Regions from separate parts of the Homo sapiens genome. Here region 1 is linked to region 2. Evidence: read pairs that join two places in POLR2A ChIA-PET (ENCODE). Cell type or tissue: Panc1. All regions are shown on one strand. Links, peaks and the distances in the headings refer to the core of each region. The heading gives the core; the rest is flanking DNA.

The links. Peaks named below come from ENCODE experiments on the same cell type or tissue, not always from the same donor. Only the 100,000 strongest peaks of a DNase experiment are listed, where the experiment ranks them.
Region 1: POLR2A ChIA-PET joins it to region 2 with 10 read pairs; 2 of 35 experiments call an interaction of 5 or more read pairs at or near these places.

The regions. Positions count from the first base shown.
Region 1 is chr1:190,438,305-190,451,008 of GRCh38, reverse strand. All of the region lies in intron 2 of BRINP3 (BMP/retinoic acid inducible neural specific 3), which reads left to right. Among named protein-coding and RNA genes, the nearest start is that of BRINP3, 33 kb to the left of the region's middle. RefSeq lists a silencer at 7,143-7,343. In Panc1, for the core only: no CTCF peak of the experiment used is centred there; no DNase peak of the experiment used is centred there.
Region 2 is chr1:190,337,826-190,350,529 of GRCh38, reverse strand. The region is part of intron 2 of BRINP3 (BMP/retinoic acid inducible neural specific 3); the gene reads left to right. LOC105371658 (a long non-coding RNA gene) reads right to left here and starts at 8,089. Exons shown (of 3, transcript XR_001738344.2): 1 at 7,998-8,089; 2 at 7,775-7,833. In Panc1, for the core only: no CTCF peak of the experiment used is centred there; no DNase peak of the experiment used is centred there.

The DNA of each region.
Region 1 (12,704 bases), core at 2,480-10,479, 100 kb before region 2:
AGGTGAATGTTATGACTTACTGGTCTTTTCAGTCATGTTCCTTGAAAAAAAATTATATTTAAAAAATGACTAAGGAAAGACAAGATGGTCTAAAAAGAGTTAAACCACTATATGGTCACTTCATATGTGACAGGATTATAATGAAATCATGTGTGGGAAAGAGTGAACTTTTGAATAAGTGTTTCTTTATATGGGTATCCATATGAGAAAAGCAGAAATTTAATCCTTTCTTCATAACATATATATAAGCCTATTTTATATGGAATAATGATCTCAATAGGAAAGGCAAAAATACTAAATTTCTAGAAGAAAACAGAGGAAAAAAACTTCATAATATTGGGATACATAAGAATCCATTTAAGTACAAGTTATTAAGAATTAAAATACAAGTATTTTTCATCAGGAATAAGAATTGGACAAGTATTTACTGATAAAGAGTTGTTTTTAAGAATGTACAATTTTCTATAATAAAAACTATGAGGATTCTGGTTTAAAATGTCTTTAAAGTAGCAATCCAGATAGAAATCACTTCAAACTTCCTATTAAAATACTGTATAAATTATCAGGAGGGAAAATGAAAACTCATAACAACACAGAAAATTATGGTTAATATGTAACCTTCTGCCAGAATATGAGAGGCATTGAAGTAGTTATAAGCTTCTTAAAAGTTATAAGACTAGCAAAACATATTTTAATACTTCAGATGAGCAAGCCCAAATGCCTCAACAAAGGTGGCACTTACCCTAAATACAGAAGGGAGCTGTGTCATTACCATCAGCTAACTACTCAGAAGCCCAGAGTTGGATCCTAATAGCAACTTCGCAGCTCCCTCTCTACGACAGGATCCTACCTTGAGATGTAGCCACAGAAAAATGATCTCTCTCTCTCACCATGTTTGGAATTGGCACATGGCAAGAATGATGTGGTAGGAAGATATCAAATAAGGATGCCCCATGTAATATTTGAGACACAATTAAACCAAAAAATAAAGAAGCAGAAAATATTTTTCTCTATTTAAATTTTAATTTATTTGTTTGCCATGTATTTTTATTTGCTACATTTGGCAACTCTGGAAGGGAATATACGAGTACTAATATTAATGATTACATATCTATGACAAGGAACAAGGACTTTCAGAATTAAATTACCAACAGGGAGAGGAATAGACTTTAGTGTAATTAATGTTGTTTCCCCTGGACTTTCTTGTTCAGATTGTCAGAGAAATGAATGTCAGAGTAAATTCCGCCTCAGCTATACACTGATAATTAAGCCCAAACCACTACATATCAGTGCAGTCTCCTGCAAACCAAAGAAGGATTTGGAGGCACTGATCAACACATCCTGTTTCAGCAAAATCTACATATTGATAGAGCCCTCTCTATTCCACATAACAAATAAAATAATACAGTAATATATTATACATATTATGTACATATATATATATACATGCTATAATACAACAGTAGCTTTGGACTTGCATTACATGACAGTATGAGGTTAATAGTAGGGAGACCATGCTTTTACTGAAGGGAGAAGGTAACACATTTTTCAAAATAGCTAAACGAAAGAAATAAATATCTTAAAGATTCAGTAGGAGAGATTACCTCTTCATGATCCCTTTCCCTGATATACACATACACAAACAAGCACACATGAATGCCTGGTCTCTTCAATAGATTGTAGGAAATTGTGGTATCTCTAGAAACAGAAGACCATACGGCAAGAAAAAAATAGGGTGAAAATAAAAAGGAGTTTGGAGGGTGTGATAATAGTGCAAATAAAATAAAATGTAGCCACACAAATGTCATTCACACTAAAAATTATCACACAGAGTTTAGTGAAAAATAGTAAATATTGTTTTAAAATTTCAAGGAAATGTTAAAATATAATTCTTGGAAGAGACAGTATTTAACAATAAAGAGAACTATTAAGTTTAAGTGACCCAGGTTTATAAACTCCGATGATATAAATAAATACTTAGAGATCTGAATTTGAGTAAAACCTTAGAAAAATTAAGCAGAGAGTGGAAATTCAAATTTATTAATATTTCCATTTTCAACCAGAAAAATTAAGTTTAAAATATTATTGCCAACCTTAACAACTTGTGAATGTAAAAAGCTTCATGTGTATTTTGAAAATTTCCTGCTACATATAAAGACAAACATATAAAAAGTTTAAAAATAAATGAAAATGATAGAATTATCAAACTTGAAACAAGGTGACCAGAAAAAACAAAAATATAGCAAATGTAATAAGTGTAAATATTTCCAGCTCTAAAAATAATTATCATAATCAGACTTAAAAATTTCTTTGAATGTGCTACTTTTAGCAAAGTTAACTAAGACAAAATTAGACCCAACATAAAAAGTAAAAAGATAATCGATTTTCTTTAATGCCATATATCACTATACAATGAATAGTAAATTATACATAGATCTTCCAGGAGAAATTAAAAAAACATAACTGTCACAAGAAACTTTAATCTGCTATTTTGATTTTTATGGATGAAATAGATCACACACACACACACACACACACACACACAAACCCCAAGTGTAGGGGTGTTAAGAAAAAAGATTATTTAAATATAGAATTTAGTGCAATTGTACTGATATATGGAATTTTGTGCACTAAATATGTAACATACATCTTAAATACGGTCATGCAATGTATACTCAATTTGACTTTATTCTAACCCACAAAGAAAAATTTTAACATAATAAATTAAATATATCCTTATTTTAAAAATTCTCAAAAATCTTAAGAATGCAAATTTAAAACTAGATATTAAGAATACAAATTTAAAGAAATCAATTAAACTGTTTGCTCAGAAAACTGAGAATTCAGTTTTAATAGTACTACATATTGTTTTATTTTCTAAGGATATTCAATACAATAGGAAATTCTTTCATATTCCTTCAAATTTAAGTAAAACAAAACACATAAAAATTTAAAAACATAAAATAGTGCTCTAATTATTTTAGGATGGTCTTACTTTTTTAATATATACAAATGTATACTAAAAAGCCTACAAGTATTCCACCTAAACGTTTGAGGTATCTCTTGTGTAAAGGTTTATAGGTTTTCCCTCTCACTTTTTTGTGATGAGTATGTGTAAATTTTATGATCAGGCAAAATATTAGCTGTTATTAAAAACATTAGGATGAGCTATAATTTATTTGAAAAGTCACTTAAATTATGATATACCAGGGTTATTTAAGCAAAAGTTAAAAATAGAGTTAAAATAATGAAACATACTTTCTCCTTTGAGCCTTAACACTAATTTTTAAAATAATTATAATTAAACATCTTCGTATGTGAAAGACAGACTATAACATACGTCAGAAGTGTTTTGGAATCAAATCTATATGTAGTATATATATATAGAGAGAGAGAGAGAGAGAGCTATAGGGAGAAAGAGAGACTGCAAAACGTGTGTGTGTACGTACATTTATATATATATATTTTATATATATATAGTGCAAAAGTGGTGTTTGTACATATATATCAAACAATATTTAACTTCAATCTCTTTCCCTTTTCCACACTAGAAAAGGGAAAGAGATTGGAATTATTTCTTATTTAAGAAATTAAAAAGAAATTAATACATCTTATTTCTAGTGTATAATAAGCTATTCACAAATATATATATATATATAAGATGTTCAAAAATGTTGGTTAAAAAAATTATACTATATATATATATATACTATTTTACACTATATATATAGGGTAATAGTCTGGTCTATATCTATCTATCAATCCATACTAGAAAAGGAAAAGAGATTGAAATTAAATATTATATTTTCATTATGTAATTAGTGCTTTCATGTTATCTTACTTACTCCTATAAACAGCTGTAATAATTTCCATTTTACATATTCACAAATAAAAACAAGAACATGCTGAACTTTTGTTTGCCCCTCATGTCCCTGAATTTCTCTTTCATGTATATTGCACTAAAATCACCTTCTAACTTAAATTATGAATACATGGAAGACAGAACTTTTTCATCTTTCTGTTTTATTTAATTTTATACACTTTTTCTTTTTATTTCTATCTTTCTATCTGTCTTTAATTTCCTAGAGCAAGCCAGTTGTTCACCCATCAAAGGCACTGGCTTTGCATTTGGATATGCTGGATTTAAAGATCAAGTGCATCCCAATTAAAATATTTCCTCTTGACTATAAGCAAGGAGGCATGTATTCTTTTCTGTCTTTGACAAAAACCAACTGTATTCACTCAGTTTTGTAACTTAATTTCTCAGACCTCAGTCTCCTCATTTGTAAAATTAAGGCTGAACTAGATGTCTGTAGATCCTTTGAGCTATAAAGTTCAATTTTTTGGATATCAAAAGCAAAATGGAAACATCAGAACAAATAGGTTAAAAGCATTAAAACAAAAATGTACTGTGGTTAATTCTTATATCGGCATTTATCTGCAAAAATCACTTACAATTACTTCTTCATAAATAATATCTAAGAATCGCTTATACTTTTATTTGTGTATATTGGAACATAAATTGTGTAATTACTTATCTTTCCCCCACCAATCTAATTTTTTCCTATTTCTTGTATGTTATATTGAAGAAGCTATAGTAAGAAGGAAGCTTTTTACCCTAGTTGGTTGGTTTACTATAAATCACTACACTAACTGTTAACACACTTGGTGCAATGATAAATTAAGAGGAGTATTCTAGGTAGTGATTTTAAATAATCATCAAAACACATTAATAACCAAAATAATTTGAATATATGTGTTCAACAACAATATTGCTATATCTCTAATTTTGAGATTAAACCATATAATACGTTTTAATTTTTGTTATTTAATTATAATTCACAAATGAAATATACAGTTGCCATTGGGAAAATTTCAGCCAGAAATAATATAGAAATATAAATAGTTTAGAAACTATAATCCACTGTCAGAAGAGCCAGTTCTTAATGAGAATTGTGTATAATCGTTACTATAAATTAAAAATATGGCTTTTGTAATAATTAAAACAATTTATAAGTAATAATTTTTAGTTTAATAGTGTATTCATGTTTGTTACTATTATAATGACAAAATAAACAAGATTGCTAGTTAACACAATTATTTACAGAATAGTAAACAACAATTATGATGTTTTGGCATTTAAACAAATACTTTATTTGATTATTTTTCTCTATCTAATCCCATTTTGCCAAGCACTCTAATTCTTCATTTTCATTATCTCTGCGGTCTTCTTCCAAGTGAAATTGCCAGAATTATCAGGCTTGTTCTCTTTTGTTTTCACTCTGCTGGAGCTTTTGAATTGCTAATATGTATTTTTTTAATGGGCACCATCCCAAAAATGTGAAATTGAAAATTAGAGGAAAAAAACTGGGTTTTAGCACTTTGAAGGGTTCCCTGACATTTTTCTTGAGGGTGTGTGTGTGTGTGTGTGTGTGAGTATGTGTTATGCACGTGCGTGTGTGTATGCGTGTGTATACTTAAATCAAATTTAATGAGAAAAAAGTGATTTGCATTATGATGTTTCTCACTAAGTTACAAAAGATTCTAAAATTACATTCATTATGTCCTTTCTGCTTTTATATAAAAATAAAATAGCAATGCTGACAATATTTTTTAATCGAGTTTAAATAAATTAGTCCTAATATTAAGTTATAATATTATCTCTTTCATTTTAATAAGCACTTGTGAATGAAAGTAAAAGATTAGACCCTCATTTTCAAATTGTATTTTAAAGTTAAAGCTGAAATGTGTACTATTTATGGTTTATAATAGATTTTAATTTATCCAATATCCATAATTAGACCAATCTTTATAGAAGTAGCAAGTTTTTTGGTTTTTTGAAATTATGCTGCCTATTTTTTTAATTTCCCCAAAGTAAATTTTTTAACTTCCCCATAATTTTCAATAGGAATTATAATTCCATAATCTGCCTTAGGATATAATAATTTTCCAATAAAATTCAGCCTCTAAAAGAGTCTTACACCAATTAATTGGTAATATTTGTTCATGAACTTGCTTCTCTTACTGACGTGATATGTGATAATATAAAGATGTTAAAACATGTTGGTTGAAAAAAATTACACAAAGGACGTACGTATCTTATTAAATATTCCATTCATTTATTTCTCCAAATTTCCCAGTAAACAAAGGCAATATAAAAAGCCTACTATTTTTGGCCAGGCGCGGTGGCTCACGCCTGTAATCCCAGCACCTTGGGGGGGCCAAGGCAGACAGATCACCAGGTCAGGAATTCGAGACCAGTCTGGCAAATATGGTGAAACCCCGTCTCTGCTACAAATAGATAAATCAGCTGAGCATACTGGTGCGCGCCTGTAAATCCCAGGTACTCAGGAGGCTGAGGCGGGAGAATCGCTTGAACCTGGGAGACAGAGGTTTCAGCGAGCTGAGTTCGAGCCACTGAACTCCAGGCTGGCGACAGAGCAAGACTCTGTCTCAAAAAATAAATAAATAAAAAAATAAATAAAAATAAATAAATAAAAAGCATACTATTTTTATATAAACAAACCTAGGAAATATATTAGTAAGCCATTTTATTTTAAATGTAAAAGCTAATAACTGATTATTGGTATGAAGAAAAGTTCTCTGAAATTTGAGGAAAGAGACTTTATACCAGTGAATGGTTTGTAAACTTGGGAAACAGCCTTTGTACACAAAAGAAGAAAATTGGATTTAAATAAAACACACCCCATTAAAATTCATTCCAGAGAACAAAGGGATTTTTTTTTTTTTTTTTTTTTTTTTTTTTTTTGAGACGGAGTTTTGCTCTTGTTGCCCCGGCAGGAGTGCAATGGCACAATGTCGTCCGGTCACTGCAACCTCCTCCACCTCCTGGGTTCAAACTATTCTCCTGCCTCAGCCTCCCGAGTACCTGGGATTACAGGCATGGGCCACCACCCCCCAGCTAATTTTGTACTTTTAGTAGAGACAGGTTTTCTCAATTTTGGTCAGGCTGGTCTCGAACTCCCAACCTTAGGTAATCTGCCACCCTCAGCCTACCAAAGTGCTGGGATTATAGACGGGAGCCACCTTGCCTGGCTGACTGTTCATGTTTTATAGCAAAGTTCCTGTCCACGTTCCCAATCAGGTCTGTTTATAGAAAGAATGAAGCTTGCTTAATTCAGATTAGTCATTGCAGCTGAGTTCTGATTGTTTGATACAAGTTGGGCCTTGATTGGCCAGGGTAGGTAAGTTCTGATTGGTTGGTTTCCAAGCCCCAAACTAGAAGTCGCTGTCAGATGTTTCCAACTGCTGGTGGTGGGGGATAAACCTCTCAGTTTATCTTGGCAAGGATAACAGACATTGGTTTGGCAAGCCAAATGCGGAAAGGGAGGTCCTGTGATACTTTTACAACATCTTTCTGGGAATGCAGAGTCTGTGACCCACTGCTCCCTCATGCAGGTATGGCTGCCTGGTTCTGTTTCAACTTTGAATACCCCAGTTTGCCAGAGTGTCCATTTTGTTTGCCAGTAGCAGAGATACTTTAAACTAGGGAAAGAGAATGTTTTATACTCTTCAGTTCCTTTTAAAGATTCTCAGAGTTCTTTGAATATTTTCTTTTCTTTTCTTTTCTTTTTTTTTTTTTTGAGACGGAGTCTTGCTCTGTCGCCCAGGCTAGAGTGCCCAGGCACGATCTCGGCTCACTGCAAGCTCCGCCTCCCTGGTTCACGCCATTCTCCTGCCTCAGCCTCCCGAGTAACTGGGATTACAGGCGCCCGCCACAATGCCCGGCTAATTTTTTATATTTTTAGTAGAGACTGAATATTTTCTTTTAGTCAAGATACAGAAGGCTGGACAGGCGCAGTGGCTCACGCCCATAATCCCAGCACTTTGGGAGGCCGAGTGAGGTCAGGAGTTTGATATCATTCTGGCCTATATAGTGAAACCCCATCTCTACTAAAAATACAAAATGTAGACGGGTGCAGTGGCGCACGCCCATAGTCCCAGCTACTTGGGAGGCCGAGGCAGGAGAATCACTTGAACCCGGGAGGCAGAGTTTGCAGCGAGCCGAGATTGTGCCATTGCACTCCAGCCTTGGGCAACAAAAGCGAAACTCCGTCGCCAAAAAAAAAAAAAAAAAAAAAGATACAGAGACTTCCACAATATTTGAAAGTATTTCACTATTTTATTGTTAAGGCACCTATACCTCAAACCCAAAATTACACACACACACACACACACACACACACGCACAGGCATGAAGAAAATACACACAAAGTAACCACACACATTTGAAGAAAATACACACACACACGCACAGGCATGAAGAAAATACACACAAAGTAACCACACACATTTGAAGAAAATACACACACACACGTAATCACACACACACACGTAAGTACCTTACTTGTTTTATTTAAATCCAATTTTCTTAATTTGTCTCGAAAGTATGTTACGTATTTACGTGTGTGTGATTACTTTTTGAGTATTCTCCCTTCATTTACACATAGGTGGAATCTACCTATTCTTTTCTCTTTTGAAATAGTTGAAAAGAGTCAAAGAGAATGGCCTGGGCTTTGCATATCCTTATTGTGATGGACAGTTCCCTGGCTGCTCATTTAAACAGATATTAGTAGCTAACTAATTAAACTACCTCTCTTGTCAGCCAGAAATTAACAAAGGCTTAAAAAATTAGCAAAATCTCTGTTTTGCTGTGGCCTTATTTGCTGACGGTCTTATCTTAAAGACACACACAACTATTTCCCAAAACAGAATAGAAAATTAGATTTAAATAAACATACCTCATTAAAATTCATAAAGTATTTTCTCACGAAATGTAATCTTTCAAAACTTAACCATTATATGAAAGCAAATTTTTAAAATACAACAGTAAGTTTAACACTCATTGGAATACATCTCCATGTTTATCAATTTAAAAAGTAACAGACTATAATCCTTTTTTGCAGTGATCGTTTCAGGATTTAGGGTTTTGTTTTTTTTCCCAAATAAAACAAAAGATTCTAAAGATTGAAAATGACATTAAAATGTATCTACTCAAAGTAATGATCTTTAACTCATGCTTTCTAATTCCCATTTATAGCATAACTGTCAAGTGATCATCTAACCATTCTTTAAATGTTTCAAATTACTGGGAGCAAACCACATTCCAGGGTGTACCTTCTAATCCTATCCCAATTCTATCTCTTCAATGTTTAATCCAATGATAACACTCAGACTTCACATTACTATTCTCTTTTATTGAAGTACTATTAGGGAGAACTAGATTCTCCTACTCTTGAGAGCATTGCATGTGTCCATATCTCATTAAAAATAATAATAAAAACATATTTGACCTATTTGAGAAATCTGTCAATAATTTTCTTTTCTTGAAAATTATACTCAAACATACTGGTTTATTCCAAATATGCACATTTTAAAGGAATAGCTCCTATGTATTCATTTGCATCACTGACAAATATCTTAGCAGAATAATAATAAAAAATATATCCTCAATTAAATAATGAGAAACCTCCAATAATTAGACAAATTTCAACTTTTTGTACAGGTTCAAAGCCCTTTATGGAAATTGCTAAATTCCAAAGCTTTGAAACTGAACCATTTTCTTTTAGCACATTTTGCTTTGAAACCTGTCCTGACTTGGACAGATGTGAGATATAGTTTTTATTTTTGTGTTGAATGCAGATATTCACGTTTTATTGCAAGGATGCTGATGTACTTGATTATATGTTACTGCCTTACATTCCATTGAAAATATTACATAACATACACTGTGTGTTCCTCATTTCCCTCTAAAATATGGAAAACTGAACTCTGAAGCACATTTGACTTCAGGGGCTTCAGATACAGCACTGTGGATCTGTATTAATTTCTAGGTTTTTTTTTTCTAGCTTCTCTATTAGGAGATTATATTTGACCAAGTCAAATGTTGCCATAACATTCAAGTATTTTACAGAATACTGACTGATCTTGTTGCTCTATTAGTTTAGCAGTCCCATCTAAGGAGAAAATAAGTGAATTTCACTATTTGTTTTTTCTTTTAATCTAACTTTTAAAGCCTATAAAAATACAATCTAGGACCCTCCTTTTCTTTTTTGTATATTAGAATTGTATTCTAAAAGATTTCAGTTTTTTATTAGAATTGTTTTCTCATCAGTACTTTGCAAATGTTTACTTAGGTTGTGACTTTGTTGTCCTCATACTTCATTGATAAGTTTTTCAATCTTTTATTTTCCAATTGACTTTTAAGTTAAATCATTTATTTTTGTATTATGTCAGTTTAATCCAGCTCATTTGGACTGGAGAGGCGAAGACAACACATAGTTGGATAGAGTGATAAGTTGACGTTATAGAACTGAGGTTTCATGCTTTTATCGACCATTTACTCTTTGTACAAATGTATAAAATTTTATCAGCCTTCTGTCTTTGAGTCCTCATCTAGTAAATGAAGATGACAGGGAATTCTCTAAGTTTATTTCTCACTATGACATTCCATTATAATTAAGTTTTACTGGTCACCTTTCTGACATAATCTATTTGATAATGTTGATATGTAGGATAACATCACTGTATATAGAAATTAAAAGTTTCTAAATATGCCGTAGAACGGACTGCAGGTTTTATTTCTTTAAGGTCAATACTTAAATTGTTTTGAGTATAGTTTGGTGATTTACATAATTATATTGAATGAACACTGTGGCTTAACATAAAGATATCAAATTTTTCTAATTTCTAAAATTCGTGTGTAATTTTTTTCAAGATAAGTCCTATTTGCTTGTAAAAAGAGAAACGATTTAAATAATGCAAGAGACATGAATAAAACATATCAGATGGTAAAGAAATTTCCATTGTTGGATTTCCTTAGATTATATTTTTAGCAAATCATATGAATGGATTTTCTTTTATTTTACAAAAATTACAAATAGCTGTTTCCTATAATCGAACTTTATACAATCAATGAATACATTTTATACTACATTGTACCTTTCTAAAAATCTGATTTTTGATAACTACTGGAAGAAATACAGTCTGTTATGTTAGCATATCTTATATTAAAGTGGTTATTCAAAGTATTGTTCTGTGAAAACTAATGCACTATGACTAGTTCTTCCCTTTCAGTCAAATCAAAAGAATCAAAATGAGAATTAAAAAAACTTGCCCACGACATGTGAACTTATAGCTTGAGTCCTGTTTTTGCCATTGTATATGAATGCTTTATTATAGGAAATAAAATTTATTATTGACATTATAAGAGGTTAATATAATATTACTTAAAAACTCAAATTTTCTACTTCTATTTCTGGCATCTGTTAAGAATTAGGCTCACATTGCATTCTCTTCCTTGGCACTGTTCACGGTTTCAGCTTTACTGTTTAGGCTTTAGGTTATCTGTCTTCTACTTCTGGCCCCAGTCATGCCCCTTAATTAGATCACCACACAGCTCAACATCTTTCTACCATTAATTCATTCAAACACCCATACACATACACACACACACGTACTCTTACAGACCTTCTTACAAAAATTTGGAATTAGATGCTATTTCTTCTGCCTTGGAGTAAAATTTTGATCTGGTTTTTAAAGACATGACTTATTTGGTTAAATATAAAATAGTCTTATGCCACGCTTTTGTTATTTAACACTTCAAAATTAAAACTGGAGATTCAAACCAAAGTAAGGTACTGAGGTTATATAAAAAAACATTATATTAATTAATTAATATACCCAGTTTCAGTTGAAATACTCTTCATTTTCCCTTTATTCTACTATTCATATGAACATTATGCCTACTTATGAGCAACACTTTTTTCTCTCCTAGGAAGAGTGGAAGATAAGAGTGCAGGGTAAGTTACATTTATTTTTATGTCTGTTGACCTGCATTGTATCAGAGTCAAAAGGGAAGAAACGTACTCACCTACGCCTCTCGCCTTTTGGGTCATCTCCCACATAGACACACAACTCTGAAAATGACATCATTAGACACAATAGATAGAAAGAATAAACTTAAATCAGAAAAGAGCTCTTTAATTTCTACTCTGTCATAGGCAACTGGGGACAAAAATGAAAACAGAGAGGCCTGAAAATACTAGTGGAATATCTTTCTGGGGTCTGAGATTGAATCCTGTGAAAGAGAACAAGTAACTTCCACAATAGAGGTGATATTAACCTATCCTTTACTCTTCCTGTCACAATCTACATTGATAACTGGTAGTGTGTCACTATTATGGCATCTTGAGAGGGAACATTTACTCTTCCTTGGTTAGTGCCTTTCTCCTTATTGTCAAGGGTAACTCTCTGTTCACCTTTGCATTTTTGCTTGACACAGCACATATCTCAAACTAACATGCCATTCACTAATCACCATGGAATTAAATTTAGTGTATATCAAAATTTTCTAAAGGGGGAACCTTTGTGAAAATTATCCAGTGGCTTTAATATTAAGGTGCTTATGTATTTCATATAAAACATCCTCAAAGTCAGCATAAGCTACAAGTCAAGCTTCATGATGGCTTTTTATAGCTACAGTATAAGTTTCCCCAAAGTCAGAGTCAGGAAGTTAATTTTTTTGAAAATGCAATTTTGAAAATTTTGTTAATTGTGTGACCATTATATCATCCTGTTTTACATATATCGAGAGAAGTGATGAGAGATAGAGAGAAAAACTGTTGATAGTGTTATTTTATATCTAAATAAATATAAACCTAAAAATAATATTTGAGATTATC
Region 2 (12,704 bases), core at 2,785-10,784:
CCTAGTTCCTTTTGTCTTTTGAGTTTAGCATTTTAGTATTTGGTGTCCATTTTTAAGGTCTTCTTATTTTCTATTGTGTAACTGGAGCTCTGGCTGGAATAATATTATTCCAAGCATCAAAATGAAGAATGTTGAGAGAAGAAAATGAGCATTGCCAGTAGTTTGTACTTTTTAGGAACTTTTCTGGGAATCTAAGTCATCAGCATTTACCTCCTCTGGTGACTGTTAGCTGAGAAATATGCTGTTTTTCTGGACCTGTTACCTCCAGAACATAGCTGTGGATCTACATTTAAGGAGATTTGTAGAGCGATGAATGAAATTCATGTTATTTCATCTGTTTGTCTGCTTTAGCCTTGTGTTTCAATGATCCTATAAGCTCTAATGCTTAATGAACACAATCCTTTTGACCAAGGGCGTGGTTTTGTTTGTACCTCCTTGCCATTTTATCTGGAAGCCTCCTGGTTTTCTAGTCAAATGCTAATGTTAATTCTGGCCTCTGACTTTTCCTTGTATTCTCCTTTTATTCCTAAAAGACTATTTGACTGCACCCTAACACTACTCTATATCACAGCAGAACAAGTGCTGTACTAAAAAAGCATTTTCTCGTCCACACACAAGGAGATACTAATTCTGGCTTTCATAATTATCATACTAAATTTTAAAATGATAATTTCAAATTAGGCATATCTAATGGTAAGCACTTTCTTCCTCTATTATCCCTTTATGAAGGCTGGAATATATACATTTTTCTTTATTTGCTTTCCAAAACATGAAATCCTTACTTTTCATATTTTAGAATGTCCATAAAATGTTGTATGAAGAAATGGTGTCACATGCTTCTGTAGGTTATGTGAAGAATGCAAAGTGTTAATTCAAAACTGGCTGTAGAAGCCTATTTAGAACTGTGCTGTTATAAATTCTAATAACAATGATCCTACTACATTCTAAGAAAAAGACATTAGCTTCTATATGCCTACAATCTCCAATAGCCTTTGATCTTTCCTAAATGACTAATAGAAAGCACATTGTCAACCCAGGCAGAAACAGATTTATATCCTTAATTTTAACTTTTTTAGAACTCTATCATATGGGTTTGGATTCATTCACCTCAAGATACTTCAAAAAATTAACATTTTAAATTAATACCTCCTGTTTCTCCTTCTTCACTTCCCTACTGACTCACTCTCCACTCTTAACCTTGCCTACTATCTCTGTAAACTATTGGAAAATAATAAATTTAAAGTTGGTGAAATTTAGTGGCTCATGAAAATAAAAATAGAGAAATCCAATTTTGGTGTGTTCTTTAAAAATTGAGGAATTTGAATCAGCCCCAAACTAAGCTCTAGACTAAGGCAGCTGTCATTTTCTGGTGTCAGTTGTCCCTCACATGCCAGATATACCCGAGCTTAGTAGAACTGCTTATGCTGTTTAATTTATGATCCCATGCACTGGCCGATCAACATACCATCTCATCAAAGTATTATGCTTCCATAAGCTCAGCTACTACGTTTTATGAACTCAATGTATAAGTTCCTCATAATTTCTTTAATGTGCCTCAACAAATTATAAGAGTAAACAAAAATAAAGATAATCTGGTATTTATTGAAGAACAAGTTGCGTTGTGTTATAAAATAGGTGCCTGTTTTCATCTACTGTGGGCAGTGAATTTTACACTGGATTAAATCAAGGTTGATCCTAAGTAGCTGTGTTAAATAAGGTTAATGTGAACTCTGAAGAAGTGTGTCTGCTATACCTGAATAAATACAAATTGCCTACTCTGGGTATGTGAAGGCAAAAACTAAACATGCACCTACAATTTAATAGTACACCTGTGCAGTGCAAGTCAAAATAGTAGACTCTTTGGAAGATGTAAAAGTGCTTAATATATTTCCAGGGTCATTTAGATCATGAAAATATGGAGCCATAGTGAGACATTGTTAACAGAGCAATGATTTGTGCATAAATTAGAATTCTTTATACAACCATTCAGATATATCAGGATAATTTTAGACATATAAGCACAGACAGAAACAAACTGAATTTAAGAAGTTGTGAGGCTTTTATTTATTTCGTGTAAAGGATCTGACCACAGACCTGAATTATTTGGAGGTGACTGGCTTTCTCTTCAGATTTGTTAGTTACTAGTAGAACATTTTGACACTAATCAAATAGCACTTATTGGTTGAATTCACACAGAGAGAGCACTCCACTCAATTTGCAGAGTTCAAAGCAAATGGCCCAAACATTTATAAAGTCTTCAGGCCAAAAAGGACTAAGGCAATAATATCTCAGATAAAAATCTTTTATTTTATTTTACTTTCTAAATTTTAGGTCCATGGGGAGTCATTTCTTTCCTCTCTGAATGTACTCTTTCTGAACAGCTACTTCTGTTTTATCTGTTGAACAAAAGCTTCTCTTCCCTATTAGAATTTTATCAAAGGCTCTATAAAGGAAAAGTGAAGTGAGTAATACTTTGCATATGCTTCCTAGGTTTAAGTCTGTAGTTTGTTCTACTCCATTTTCTATATTAAAATATTGCTGTTTCAACTTATGCTCCTACTTATGATTGCATTTATATTTTATATAGACAGTCTTCAATGCATAACCTTATTCTTTACTTTGTGATCTAGCTCCTTGGCCACCTACTGTAAAAGATAAAGGGAACATTTTTACATGTTTATGTTAGTTCTTTCATTGATAATTGAAAAGTTCTAAGTAACAGAAAAGAAATAAAGCAAGCTCTATTCCAAGCATCTGGTCATCTTATGGGTCACGAACACAAGACTTCAATGATCCTTATGTTTACTGGAGAAAAAAATAAGAATAAAAATTTATAGCATTAGTGAGTACAATGAGAAATTCACTATATTTTCTGCCAATTTCTGTAAATTGTGAATTTTTGGGAAAATTGGTATTTCTGCATTTATTTTTAAGCAAGTATTTACTGAATGCATATAGACCATGAGGTGAGTTAGGCAGAAAAGATACAAAATCCTGGAGAAACAGATTAGTCCATTAAAGTCTCAATCCTCCTCGGATATAAAATTCCAATTTTGCATAATGTTTGTGAATATTAAGAATTATAGTGTCAGCTGGGCGCGGTGGCTCATGCCTGTAATCCCAGCACTTTGGGAGGCCAAGGTGGGCGGATCATGAGGTCAGGAGATTGAGACCATCCTGGCCAACATGGTGAAACTCCGTCTCTACTAAAATACAAAAAAATTGGCAGGGCGTGGTGGCACGCACCTGAAGTCCCAGCTACTGGGGAGGCTGAGGCAGAGGAATCCCTTGAACCTGGGAGGCAGAGGTTGTAGTGAACCGAAATTGCACCACTACACTCCAGCCTGGCAACAGAGCAAGACTCCGTCTAAAGAAAAAGATAATAATAATAATTATAGTGTCTATAAGCCTTTGATAAATAACATGCACTCAAATGATAGCTATTATTAGGGTAACTGCTACTGACTTTGACTTTGTGTGTGTGTGAGGGGTGTTACTGTGTTTTCCTGCCTTCCATAAGCTATTTTCTTATTACTGGTTGACTGTAAAAATGATTTAATGAATCATATTTATTGAGAGGCTTCTGAGTACTAGTTACTAAGAGAACAACCATAAAAATATAGGACACTTTTTATCCTTAAGGTATTCACTATTTCTTGTGGAAGATATCCAAATGAACAGAAAATAATAAAACTGTGACAAATGCTGTGATATAAGAATATGCAAAATATTTTGGTTAACTAAGAAGATGTAAGTATACTATTCTGGGGCATTTCAGAGATCGCTGTTAGGGAGGATAAAGTCTAAACTGGGTACTCAAGAATGAGGGGCAGTTTGTTGGCAAAAGAAGGGTGAAAAATATAAATGCATATTCTAAGGAAAGGTAGCACTTTGTATTAAAAAATGATCTAGATTAAGTGAGATTAGCTAGATTTCTCAGATTCATTGCAACCACAATTAGGTAGATATTGGCAAGAAATGCACATCCTTTGGCAAGGAATAAGCACAGGAACACTCAAGACCTAAGAGTTTTTTTAAAAACGAAAAAGTGTTTGAGATTCAGAGAAAATAGTACAGAAATACCAAAGATAAAAAGGATACATTATTATTTAAAGAGAAAAAAGTGTAAGAATGTCTTGCATACAACTAACTATATATTAACAAAGCACTTGCCTTCAGTTTAGCAGCCTATTGCCATAGCTTTGAGTGTTCCCATTATTTTCCTATATTAGTTATATTTCACATATAAATAAATCTTCACTTTTTTGATTATATATTTTGGCAATATCCTCTTACCTCTTAGGTAATAAGGCTTTTGCAGTTTTTTGGTATATTTTAAGTGTCTTTAAAATTTGTTTTATGTTTAATCATTTTACTACAGTTGATGGTTATTCTCAGAATATCTGTACTTGCCTTTGCAAACATATTAAAATGACAGACCTGCTAGAAATGCTACATTTTCTTAACCCTTTTATTGTTCTCATGTCTGATGCTCTAAAATGTCACTATTTTCCATTTTATCTAATCTTTCACTTATGCAGGTTGTGACTATTATAATTTATTTAAATATAGACATTTTAAAATTAAACTATTTAAGCTATCTTTATTTTGATCATTTACAGAGAGGATGCATCTTTCTATATTTGGAATCAATTTTAGGACTGAAAGATAATTGGCAATGATTTCCAATGAATGTTCTAAAGAAAGAACATATTTTGTTTAATAGATTGTCTTTCCACTGTTTACTATTTTAAGAAGACAATTAATAAGGAGTTCCACCTATTTTAACAAGTGTTCTTTTTTTTTTTTTTTTTCTGAAGGTAAATGGCTATTTGGTTGTTGATTTCGGTAATTTAATTCTTTCCATGACAGGTTTTTCAAGTTAGGCTAGCTAGTTTTAGCAATAATCTTCTAAATAATTTGACATGCACATTTTGCATAATTTTGTCATGTTTTCCTAATTCTAATATTAACATTTTCTATTTTAATTCATATAACAATATGATGAAATAGATATATATGACTAATATTACTAATAATATTGTATTTCCAAGCAAAAATTGATTAAAAGAATATAAAGAAGGAAGAGAGGAAGCAGAAAGAAATGCTCAGAGAATCTGATTCCAATGTTCTTCCTGATTCCAGGTCTTGGTTTTATTTCGATTCTGAGCTCTAAACTATTGCTTCAATTTCATGGGCAAATTGGAATTTAATTTTTTTTAATTTTAAGTAATCTGGATTTAGATCTTTCAAATCGCCTTTCCAGAGAAAATCTGTGTCTCTTTTCTGGAACGATTATGAACATGCACAACTGGTTATGAATGGTATAGAGACAGTAGACTTATTGAGGTCATTTTCAGACCAATGAGTCTCAATGTTTACAACTTTTACAGTAGATCTGATATTAAAGGTGTGCATACATGAACAAGGACCCTGACTAAACTACTTGGCAGGTTAATGGATTTAATAAAATGTTCTGAAATTTATACCATGACTTTAAAATTTATTAATCATTTGTGACAGTTTTTTTGACAATGTACGTAATGCATATTCAATACAATTATATTAAAGCCAATTATATAGTTCTCACAGTGCTCACTACTTCTGCTTTAAGCGAGTGTTCATCATTCTGTAGTAATAATCTCCTCTGAATGTCTATTCCCTAAGGTCGTTGATGGCATATAGGTTAAAATAATGCTAAATTGTTTAAATATTTGAACTTTATACTCTGACTAGCAATAATTTAATACTGTGTCTACCACTATCATTATTTAGCTAGATTATTTATTATGTTAAACTTTTCAACTACCTCCTAGCTAAGAGATTCAAACATGACTGATTATCAGTGAACACTTGATATTATGCACATTCTTTCCTTTGTGGTCTGATTCTTGTCAGATTTTTCAAGATGAATGGAAGAAGAAACCATGATTATCAGAAAAAGTGTTCTCTAAGAAAGTCATGATGATGACATTAATATTTAGTAATGATTCAGAGCTATACTGAGTAGAAAATTGTGAACTGAAAATAGTAATAGACAATCAAATCTTTGCTACTTATGTTTGCACTGAAAAGTTTTGAGAGGGTACTGTTGTTGATGGCCAATTCAGCAATCATAGTTGAAGTACAGCTCTGTAGCGTCAAACTGCCTAGGCAATAATCAAGTTTAGTACTTTCTAACTATTTGACCTTAGAGAATTTACTCAGCCTCTCTCTATCACTTTACTGAGCTCGAAATTGAAAGTATTGAAGTAACAGACTCAAAGGGGAATGAAATTAATGTATGTTAAACAATTGGCACAGTTCCTAGCATATAAAGGTCTCAAAAAATTTAGTTACTATCTAATGATATTTCAACAAACAGCCTTATTTTTTATATTAGTAATAGAAGAAGATTTTTTTCTACTGAAATTGAAGGACAATATATTTTATCTTGGTGAATAAACATAGTTCGTTTTATCACATATATGTTGTATAGCTCTCCACTGATATTTACTTTTTGTATATTTTTTCATGAGCACTAGGTCTACTCATGATATTGTGTATAATGCTGCTGTCTGCTTTGTCCTTATATTATGAGTACATTATGACAGTAAAATGCTTCAGAAGACAATTTTTTGGCACCATGGACTTAGGAACAAGTCTATAGGAATAAGCTTATGACTATAGATATTTATAAGAAGAAATCTACTTGCTGTTTGATATCTGAGTATGATACAGCCCATTTCATTTTTGAGTAAAAATAATTTTATTATGATTCTTCTGTCCTTATTAGTGTAATTGAAGTACATACAGAGTCGGTTTATTGATTGGTAGAAGACGTACTCTCCCTGGTCTATGTTACCAATTTTCTTTAATCTAACACCTCTAACAAATTAGAGATTAAATATAATAATACTAGTAATGGTTTTTATTATTGTAATGATAATAATAAAAGTAAAAATGATTGTTGAGCATGTACTATATACAAGGCATTCAAATATGCACTTAATTTATATGTCATCCTTCCTTTATAATACCTGTGCAGAATGCTTATTATTTTCCAATTTTACAGTTAAGTAAGCTGAGTTTTGGAAAGGATAACTGACTTTCCCAAGTAGCTCACCATAGTACATAGCAGAATCAAGATTCAAAATCAGGCTAATTTGGTTTTGTTTTCACTTTACTGTGCAAAGTTTCTGCATTTATTCATCTGTAGTCTTAACTTCTCTCTCAAACTCTAGCCTTAAACAGCCACCTTCTTCCAAGTATATCTGCCACAGAATTTTAAATATTTACCTCTTCAAACCTAACTCATTTTATTTTTCTGTCAACTTTTTAATTCACTCTTCCTCCGTTCCCAAAATCTAACCCTGGGTGGTTCTTCCTCATTATACATGCAGCAGTTTCCCTCAGTTTAATAAATCAATAATTGATACATCGCCTGTTCATCTTAACTTCAACCTGTACTTTGATTGATGGTAGATATTTTTCCTAGATACATTTAATGGCTATGCCGCAGTTCTGTTTAAAGAGCCACCATAGTTCTTCGAATCCTACTGAATGAAGTCTACCTCCTTAAACTTGTATTCAAAGCTTTTCATCACTTGATCTTAACACCGTTTTCTGTCTTTGGCCCATAAGAAAATTCTGTATTTATTCTAGGCCACAGCTAAATACAAACATTTATCATTTGAGATATACTTCATATGTTTAAACATCTATATTTATTCATTTTTTTCCTAAAAATGTACATGTAGTTTATATAACTGAGATCAGAAGTATTGTTACTTACAATAATCACATTTATTTCCCTTAGCTCAGCCCTTAGATTGACATCATAAAGGGAGGTGTCTGCAAGAGAATAATCCCAAAATTATGATTCTGGAAGTTTATATAGGCTACATGCTGCCCAGTTGCCAACAGTAGCCCTCATGAGAGAGGAAGAAAAATCTTACATCCCTAATATAAACATCTTACTTGGAAATATATATATATATATATGGGCAAGTGCCTACCTGAAATGAAATATTTGACTCCAGAGAGACATGTTTCAATACTCTTCGTAAAATAGCAAAAGACTCCAGGTTAAACACCAGTAGGATGTAAAAAGCAAATGGGCCTGTGGAAAAACATTCAGAATCTTTATAACCCATCATTTTTTTTTTTTTTTTTGCACAGAAAGCCCTAACCATGAATATGTAAGCAGAATAGTGGCCCCCCAAATGTCAACATTTTAATGCTTGAAAATGTGAATATGCTAGGTTACTTAGTAAACTTGGAGATGGAATTAAGGTTGCTAATTAAAAAATACTATATGATAGCCTCCTTAATGGGGAGACTATTCTGGATTATCCAGGTGACCCAGACATAATCACAGTAATTCTTATAAGTAGAAATGGGAGGCAGAAGACAGAGAACCAGATAAATGCAAGACTGAGAAAAAGACCCATCGCAACCCTGCTGACTTTGAAGTTATAGAAATGGGGTCACATGGCAAGGAATGTGGGGTACTCTAGAAACTGCAAAAAAAAAAACACAGAAATAGGGCCTCCACTATAGTGTCCAGGAAGAACTCAGTCCTGCTGACACTTTTTGATTGTAGCATAGTGACATCCATCAGACTTCTGACTTGCAAAACTTTAACATAATTGTATAATGTTTAAGCCACTAAATTTGTGATAATTTGTTAGGTAGAAACAGGAAACAAATACACTGCAGAAACATGAAAGTGTTAGTATTGCTTCCTGATAATGTCACACACATATATATGTCTGTGTCTGTGTATGTTTTTACATCTGTGTATTTGTCTTTGTGCATGTAATTTTTTTTCAACTATGGAACTTTGATATTTCTGCCTCTTTTTCCCATCTTATAGTCATCTCCAAATAATGTCATCTTGTAAAGCCAGTCAAAAGATAACTCTTTGAAATCTAGAGTAATGGTTTCCTTCTGTAAATATATGTGTGGTCTTTACTCATAGATCACGTTTTTTGTTGTTTTGTTCATTGGAAGTATTATGCTATATGTGCTTACAAAATGGGTGGCATTACTTTTACATTAAAAATAAAATTGCGTTTTGAAGTGCCTTTGTACCAGGGAACACACACTGAAAGAAAAGTACATTTTAAAGCTCTTGTGCAAATAAAACATGATAAATATAGAAGAAATATTAAACATCATATATTATCATGTATAATAAAAGTAGTTAGAGATTTTATACTAACAGAACATGAAAAACATTAAAAGTGATTATTTGTCCTACTACATTTTAATTTGTTTGCTGACATTACTGTAGGTGTGTTCACCATAGATTAGCATTGAAAAAGACAGAGGTGTTTGTTCAACTAACCAATGTGAAGAACAAAAATTACTAACTAGTGGCTGATTGCTTTTCTGTGAAGTGTGATGGTAATGGATCTTCTAAATTCCAGATGACTGGACCACGGATTTCATCTTAAACTACTGGAGCATAGCAGTTATCTCAAGCAGATAATTAGTGCTAGTTTTTCTCTTTGTCCCTAACATGATGAATATAAGTTCTACTCAACAGAGTATAAACTGCACAAGAGCAGAAAATTTTGTCTTTCCTGTTAAATGATACATCTTTAAGCCTTAAAAAGTATTTCTTGGAAAAAAAAAGAATGAGTATCAGACAAATTCATTGCTTATATCTGCTCACATAGAGTATTCTCTACATTAGAATCCAGGTACTCTTGATCCTCTTTTAGAGAATAAGGATTGAGCTGAGGACCAAGTACTTAGCATTGAGAAGTGTGGCTGACATTACATTACACAGATTTTTTTTTTTGACAGGGCCTATGAGATTTTGTTTTCTCATTCATAAGAAAGGTTCTATTCTAGTATGCATGTGGGGAAATAAATTAAGAACTTGTGTGGTGTTACTCATTATAGCCACTGAAGTTCCAGTAAATAGTCTTCTATTTTTCAAATGTGGGTGTCAGGAACACAGACTTGCTTGGTCAATCTGAAATATTAGAAAGATTGGGATAAATTGTTCATAATTCCAGAGATATTAAACTATCTCCTCTTGAGTCCAGGGACCCATAATAAACCCATGGAGAGATAAATCAATCAATAAGAAGGAAGAGTATATACTGAGCTAGACCCAAAAGGAGTGTCATAAAAGATTTTGTACTGCAGCAGAGTCTTCAAAGATTTGATTATGAGATGGAAAATATGAGCTTTCAGATGAGCAGCTCAAATAAAGACTTTTAAGCCTCACCCAGTTTGGCAAATGTCTTTTGGGGAGTGTCCTCCATTTTTCTATTCCTTGATTACTTTTCAAGTCAGTAAAACCACTACCTGTTTGCTGCCAGCAGATAACATAACCCAGAGGTCATTTGAGATTCCTATGATACATTGAATTGAAAGCTTTTCTTATCTAAGGATTTTATTTATCTTTGATTTCCCCACATTGTATAGGCTCAATATATAAAATATGAGTCAGTTTTAAGTGTGGCTATAGAAATAGCTATTTTTTCTTTCCTCTTTTTGATACTCAGTCATAGGTAGTAAGTGTAATCAATCAAATTTCACTAGTGCTGTCATAAGGCACCTGTCTAATAAATTGGACAAATGGACATAGAAGCCTAGTTGAAAATATATGCCTTTTGACAGAAGAATAAATCAACATCTTTTGCAATCTTAAATTACAATTCACAAATAAAATCAGGACAATGTCTATAAAGTATTGATCTACTGTGTGTCTCTGCTAAGTAAAAACTCACTTTTGAAGATAAGATATGAAGAACTCAAAACACACCCATACGATAACAGAAATAAATGCCTAAATGAATTATATTGTTAGAAAAAGGGTTTGGCTTGTTTTAATATTTTTTAAATAGTACGGGAGGCGGTTGGCAGGTGGGCAATACTAGAGGAGCCACATGAATAACATTGTATGAGCCACTCTGAATGAAATCATTGCCCAAGGAATATGTCCATAATTACTTCTGTTTGGACAGAAAAAGATCTCCTCTTCAGGGATTTTAATTTACTGGTTTAACGTAATTTATCTGCCTGACCTTCAATTACATTTAAGCATTAATTTCTGAGAAACCTACTTATTTTCTTCTAGGTCATTAACTCAGTGAACTGAGATGTGATTCTAGTGCAGCTTGTACAGATACTGTAGAAAGATGTGTAAGAGTTCTCAATGTTATCAGGGTTTCTACCAGCCACAAAGGGAAAAATCTGACTTTGTTTTTTTCTAGTCTAGGATTACAATCCTTTTTCAAAGATATTCTTGATTTTAATGAAGCTTTAGAGCTATCTGCAGTGCAGCTACTGCTTTGCAGAGTATCCTGTGAAGCTTTAAGAGCAACAGTGATAAAGTAGATTAACTATTTTTGTGAGGCTTTTGAAAGGCCACTGTCCTAGAGAGGGTAAGGCAAATTAACCTGTGCTGAGCATTCTTTCAATATTATGTGTGTGCTGCCTAGTTTCTGCACTGAAAGCTGAAGAAAAAAGATTGTTTTATTTATTTATTTATTTATTTATTTATTTATTTATTTATTTATTTTGCATTTGCAATCAGCTATACTCTGCCTGTGGGGGAAAAGCAAACTTTCTCATATATACTTGCTTACACCATCACACCTTGTAACTATGCATAAGAAACATTCCCTTTTACTGACAACAAGAATATATTGATAACTATGTTTTTAGTCCTTTGTGAAATGAAGGTCCTATATGATAGTTTTTCTTAATTAAAACTCCTTACCTTTTCTAAGTCTAAAATTACATTATCTTACATTAAAATGTGATCAACTGTCATTATTTCTACAGAGGTCTTGGATAGTATAAGATAGTACAGGTAAGCAAGACACAGCCCACTAGGAAAAAAAAATACTATTACAGCAATTTTATTATAAATTGATAGACAAAAACAGGCATGTGTCTAAAATTTGTTCAGTGTATTTCCGTTTAACATCACTTATGTTTTGATATGCATCATTTGTTTTCTTTCCATATTCTGGTCTACAAACATTTCTTAATAAAATATATGCACATATCATAACTAGTAGCAGTGCCGGTACAAATAAACTATTTTCTCCTCTGGACAATAGGAGTTGAAATGATAAGTAGCCCTTAGATTACCATGTACTTAAAGTTTACCTTTTCAACAATAGAGTCAACTTAGAATATTCAGAAAAAAATAACAAATTTACATTTCTTTCAATATCCAAGACATAAGGTCCTTTATTAAGTAATTCTTAACTCTGTTATAGTGTAAACAAAATGACAAATTACCTCTAGAGCTAGGCTTAGATAGTCTGCTCTATTTAGTTTCCTACTAGCTTTAGATACTACAGCAAAAGAAAAGATGTCATTCGCATTGCATTCTGAGATTTGATTTCTTGAAAGCTTCTTCAATTGCTTAAGTTACTAAAATGTCAAGTTTAGATTTGCAACGTTTTTCCTAGACATCAGATCAAGTTTGTTATCCTTGAATCATTGCAATAGGGAGGGATGTATTATGTAGACTAAATGGAATAACTACACTTCAAGTTTTTAAAGTATAGTTGAAGAAATTAAGTCAACACCAAGCAAAATATCTTTCATATGTGACAGGACCCATTTCACGTATAAAAGTATGACAAGAGGTAGACACTATCATAGTTTAAAAAACACAGAACAACAACAACAACAACAACAATAAAACCCAAGCATGGCCTTAGATAGTATCCAAGTCCATGTCT